Regions from separate parts of the Mus musculus genome. Here region 2 is linked to region 1. Evidence: chromatin contacts called from ENCODE Hi-C or POLR2A ChIA-PET data. All regions are on one chromosome and are shown on one strand. The core of a region is the stretch at or near the end of the contact, and the rest is flanking DNA. Distances in the headings are between cores, read along the strand shown. Region 1 holds the start of Cdnf (cerebral dopamine neurotrophic factor). Region 2 holds the start of Fam107b (family with sequence similarity 107, member B).

The links. Hi-C counts contacts between places; a loop is a spot of excess contacts on that map. ChIA-PET counts read pairs that join two places held with the same protein, here RNA polymerase II (POLR2A).
Region 2: a loop to region 1 is called in a map of T-helper 1 cell, with 2.1 times the contacts of the local background. The contact joins the promoter of Fam107b here to the promoter of Cdnf in region 1. A Hi-C loop is called at or near these places in 1 of 37 maps with a recorded cell type or tissue (T-helper 1 cell). POLR2A ChIA-PET finds 5 or more read pairs at or near these places in 4 of 5 experiments (Patski and embryonic stem cell).

The regions. Positions count from the first base shown.
Region 1 is chr2:3,511,660-3,514,366 of GRCm38, reverse strand. It overlaps Cdnf (cerebral dopamine neurotrophic factor), which reads right to left and starts at 1,302. Exons shown (of 4, transcript NM_177647.4): 1 at 1,126-1,302. The coding sequence starts at 1,240. It overlaps Hspa14 (heat shock protein 14), which reads left to right and starts at 1,553. Exons shown (of 14, transcript NM_015765.2): 1 at 1,553-1,733. The coding sequence starts at 1,677.
Region 2 is chr2:3,712,075-3,714,781 of GRCm38, reverse strand. Fam107b (family with sequence similarity 107, member B) reads right to left here and starts at 1,324. Exons shown (of 4, transcript NM_025626.4): 1 at 1,146-1,324.

The sequences.
Region 1 (2,707 bases), core at 53-2,552:
TTTAAGGTTTATTTATTTTATATATGTGAGTACACTGTCACTGTCCTCAGCCACACCAGAAGAGGGCATCAGACCCCATTACAGATTGTGAGCCACCATGTAGTTGCTGGGAATTGCACTCAGGACCTCTGGAAAAGCAGTCAGTGCTCTTAACCACTGAGCCATCTCTCCAGCCCTTTTTTGTTTATTAAAGTAGTTTCATACATCAATCTATAATGATTTCAAAATAGTTTGAAGTTCTATAATAAAATCCTGCTTGCCCAAGATGAGATCTTTAACTGAAATTATAACTGTTAAACCAGTATCTTTAGCTACAGAAATTTTAAATAACATCTAAACTTATTTTAAATTTCTAGAGGAAGGTTTGATAATTGCTGATAGAAAGCTGGACTCCAACTACTATTAATACTATTTACTTACAATAAGACTCAACTGCCCATTCCACATGAATCTTGTCTCCATTTTCTGTTCAGTACATCTGCTCTCAAGATGAGAAGATATATGTTTACATCACTTCAATAAAACAAGAAGTGCTACAGTGGTCCCAAAGGGACTATCAAAACTGTTCATCTTGGCTCTTGTTAACAGTCCTCTACAAAATACACTGTTTTTTTGTTTTGTTTTGTTTTTACAAAACCTAGGTACTATAACACCCTCAAAACCAGGTGGGATGGTGGAATTGAAGGTATGATCGCCAAGTCCACAGAAGAAAACAGGCGTCTATTTTATCGTTCTCTAGGAATTAATGTGCTCCTTTGTAAAGCAGCTTGTCTATAAAGTCCTAGTCAGCCGTACCCTTGTCTTTGATTTCAGCAACCCTAACGTATTGCCATGTTTTATTTACCTCCTAGGAATGGCAATTAGTTTGAACCTCAAAACATGTCTTCTGAGCAGAGAAGCAAGTCTCCTCGGTTAGGAGCAACAAAATCAAGTTGGCAGCGGAGACCATTTGCACAAAATCTAATACGAATCCTATTTCACTCCTTTTTCTGCGCCACCTTAATAATGACAGCAAAAGCAGAAGGGTGAAATGTTATTTACAGCTTGGGCCGGGAGAAGCTGCTTAGGCAATTGCTAGGCTGAGCGCGGTGTCGCCGCCATGCAAGCAGGTCACACACCGCTCACCTTCACAGTCAGCCCTCGGCCCCACACCGGCCTCCAGGCCCTGCGCCAGCACAGGGTTCGAGATACAAAACCCGGCGCAAAAGGTCACCAGAGCAGTTGGACTGATGCACCGCATGCTGAGCCTGGGACCCGGAACTACCCACACCTTCCTTACTGTAGTGGGGGCTGCCTCGTGAAGCCGGAAAGAGGCAGGAAACAAGTGACGCAATCTCACCAGGCGTTCCCATTGGCTCTGATGAACGGCGCTCAGGAGAGGGAGGAGCTAATGACCCTCTTCCGGGCCTTTCCGGCTTGAGCTTGAGCAGACCGGCGTTTACGCCGGGCTCCCAAGGAGCGCGGAGTGATGCGCTAAAACTATTGGCTAACCGTTCTGATGAAAGGCGGCATCCTTATGTTGATTGGCTGCGACTTGGGAGGCCGGCGCAGCAGACCGGACGCAGTAGGCGGGCGGGAACGTGAAGTCTCCGCAGTGCCTGATGGGCTTGTTCCGAGGAAGCTAGCTGAAGCTGCTGAAGGGTCCTTCGTTGAGCTGCCGTGGTCTCCGCCGCCTTATGGCGGCGATCGGCGTGCACCTGGGCTGCACATCAGCCTGTGTGGCTGTCTACAAGGTGAGCCTGGGAAGCTGTCTCCGGGTTCCGTGGCGGCCACCCTGTTTTCTGGGCTCCGGGTCATCGGCCCGGGAACCGTGCGTGCAAGCAAGTGGCAATGTTGCGGGTTCTCGGCTCTCCCTCCAAGGCCAAGCACGCTGTGTGGAGGGTGGATACAGAGAGCCGGATCTTGGATACTCCAGGGTATCCTGGACGTCTTGGCTGTTTGAGGAGTTTTAGGGACGAAAAGGCCTCAAGCATGCAGGGTGCACTTAGGAGACCGGGCCATAGGATGCCCAGAAGAGTTCAAAAGACGTCAGGGCTCCAGGATGCCTGGAGTCCTCGGGGCGGGGGACATCGTTCTTGTAAAGACGCCTAGAACAAACCTGGATGTCAGGACCCCCTGGATGCTAGAGAAGTCCTAGTGACAACTGACCGCAGAGTCCCTAAGAGGTCACGGTGACGTCACTGGTTCGGGGTTCCCGGAGGTGGGAGGTATTTGAATTTCTGAGCAACCAGAGCACTGTGTAACTGCCCTCGAGAGAAGGGTTCCTAGTTAAGAACTGACTCTTGCTGTACACACTTGATTCTAGAACTGAGAACTTAACAAGGAACTATAGCTTTTTCCTCCTCAATATCGATGGAGAAGGAACAATGTTAAGGAATTTAACCGATGCTATCTTCGGTTTTAAGTCTCATTCGATTTATCAGGAAAGTCCCAGGGGAGTAGCTACTTCGTTTGTAGGGAAGCAGGTGGAAAAGCTGTATTTGTGGGAGAGTCGTGTAATCATGCTTGCTAGGTATAGAATGTTGTATACATTTGATCCAGCTTACTGCACAGATCTAAACGGGAAAATGCATGGGCTAGAAGAAGCCTTTTATTAAACTATAAGAAACAAATAGTGGCAGTTAAAAGACCAGTTTATGAGGGACAATCTAAGAAAGAGAGACACTGCCAACCTAGTAAGGTTTTGCAAGGTGGAGTAGTCTGAGGA
Region 2 (2,707 bases), core at 75-2,574, 200 kb before region 1:
CACACAAACTTCCCTGCCACCTATAAAGCAAATACACCTTCATCCTCAGGGTATGTGTGGGTGGTGGCCACATGAGTGACCTATCTTCTGGTTTTTAATTTATCACAAATATATATGATTATTAATTCAAAGTTGTAAAGCCTGAAACTCCAAACACTAAGGAACCGTCCCTAGACAGGCATCTCTGACAGGATTTAGAGCAACTTTAACATGTCCAAATGCTAGTGAGGTAGCATGCCTAGAGAAAGTGTACCTGTTAGCAGGGAGGCTCAAATTCAGAAAGTCAAGCCAAACAGGGCTCCTTCTGTTCCCCTGTTGGCGCCTCCAGTATCACCCCCCATTCTGACTAAGTAACCTCACTTAGCAGTCCTGGACAAAAATCTGAGAAGGGATTGGGATGGCTGGTGTGTGCACTTCATCCTCTCAACAGGAACTCTCTACATTTCAAAGAGAGCTGGGGACGCTTCACTTCCAGCACACATGTCAAAACTTGGCTCTTATACACCAGATTACCTCCCAGTCATCCAGAAATGTTTCAGGAGGCAATCACTGAGTCCCCCAAAAATGTGGGGACTTCTGCGCTGACATCACCCAAACCCCCTGGCTTGACCGGACTCCAAGAGGCACAGCAGAGTCCAACATAGAAAAGTTACTTGCAGACAGGAAACAGTGTCACTACCACCTTTCAAAGCAGCACGACCCCGCCTTTGTCTGCCGGGTAGGAGCCGGCTTCGGGACGCTGACCCTGTCCTGCTGCCGGGACAGGCAAGGCGGGCATCTGGCCCGGGGCGCGCAGCCACTGCAGCCTGGGTCTTAAGGTCTGGGTCTGCAGGGCCGAGGATGCAACAATGAACCAACCAAGCAGCAGCCTGGATTCCCCCCTCTCCAGGGGGCCCCTCCGCCCCGGCGCCCCTCGATCCGGGCCGCCGCCCGGGCCCTGCACCCTAGACCTCCCCAAGCAGCGCAGGGCCACCAGGCTCCCCGCTGCTCGCCTACGCCCGAGGGACCGCATACCCCAGCCCGCCCTGCAGGCCAACGACAGGGTCCCCCAGGCCGGGGTCAGACACCCGTCGCTTTCTCCCGGCGGGCGGCCGCCTTGCAAGCCCCTCGTCTTTGTGTGAGAAGTAAGTGTGGGGCCAGCCTACCTCGCACAAAGGCGCGCTGCTCCCTGGCGCGCTCCGCTGCTGGCGTTGGTACCCGGCACCTTAGCCACCGAGGTGGCGAGAGGGCGGTTCCGACGGCGGTTGCAACGCCGGAGTAAGAAGCCCGTCCGGCTCGGGGCGGCTCTCGCACCCGGCGGCCTCGCGCGTCAGAATTAAGTGGCGGGGCGGGCCGGGGACGGGGCGGGGCCGCTGAGTCATCACTAAGTCACGCCCAACTCCTAGGCCACGCCCCCGAACGGCCGACCACGCCCCCCGAGCTTTCAGCCTTGCTTTGCCCTAGTGGACTCAGATGAGAGCTCTGGATCCTTGGTCATGTGGCAGGGGCCTCTGTTGTGCGGGTTTACTTTCCTTTGCTTGGGTGCCCAGGAAAGGACCAGGAAGGTGGAAGGAAAAGTTGTCACCTGTCTAATGGAAGGTGTCAGCTGCAAGTTCACGGGGCCCACAATTTAAAATTCATTATGCATCTGCTTTTGAGTTTATTTCTCATCTTTCTGTCTCTCCTTTGTATATGTGTTTCTCTCTGTCTGTCCCTCTCATGCTCTGTCTCTCTGTTTGTCCTTCTCTTGCTCTCTCTGTTTCTCTTTCTGTTTGTCCTTTCTGTCTCTCTGTGTCTTATGTCTTTATGTATCTGTAGCTCTCTTACTGTGTGTCTATGTCTCTATGTTACTGTGTATCTCTTATTGTATCTCTGTGTTCTCTCTCCTTTTTGTTCTCCCCCACCCCTTTCTCTTCGGTCTGTTGAAACCCTGCCAAATATTTTTTTTGGAAGAAAATCAAAAAAGGAGTTTGTTATAATTACATAAAGTCACAGTCAACTGAAGGCTCAGAACCCACTGACCTGGGCTTTCCTCTCCACCCTCACCAAAGGGCAGATGGAGAATTTAGATCAAGGAAGGACTGATCTGATCTTTAAAAAAAAAAAATCTAATTTCATTCTCTAGCTCTCCTGAATTGTTTCCCTGCCCTACCCAAAATTCCAAGGGTGCCATTTACATGAATCACGAGTTCAGCCATTTACATGAATCACGAGTTCAAAAGCAGGCCCTGTCTCAGGGTGAGAACAAGGCCAGCAGGTTGATGGATTCCATACCAAAGCCTTTTCATTTTCTTGGCAACAGATGACTAAGGATTTATTTATTAGGAAACTTTTCTGACTCAAAGAGCTTAGGTCATATTTGCACAGGGGGAAAAATGCTGTCAGTGGATTTCAATGAGCAAATTACCTATTCCAAATGTTTCAGTCTTACAGAGTCCTCTTAGCCAGCTCCTGGGCATCCTCCCAATCCAGGAGCAATAGACACACTCACCCCAGGATTCACATTACTTCACATTAGTCTAAAATACAGCACGTAATAGTGATAACTTTGCAATATTCCTTTGCCGCTTTCTCATAGAGGTAAGCCAACAATAATTTCCTCAGAGCCTTCCCAGTCCCAGGGGCTCTCTGCTGTGCTTCACTCGCAGTCTTCTGCCATTCACCCCCATGCATGGAGTTTCCTCTCCCCCTGATGGCTCCCTAGTCTCCAAGCAGAGGGATCCTGCCT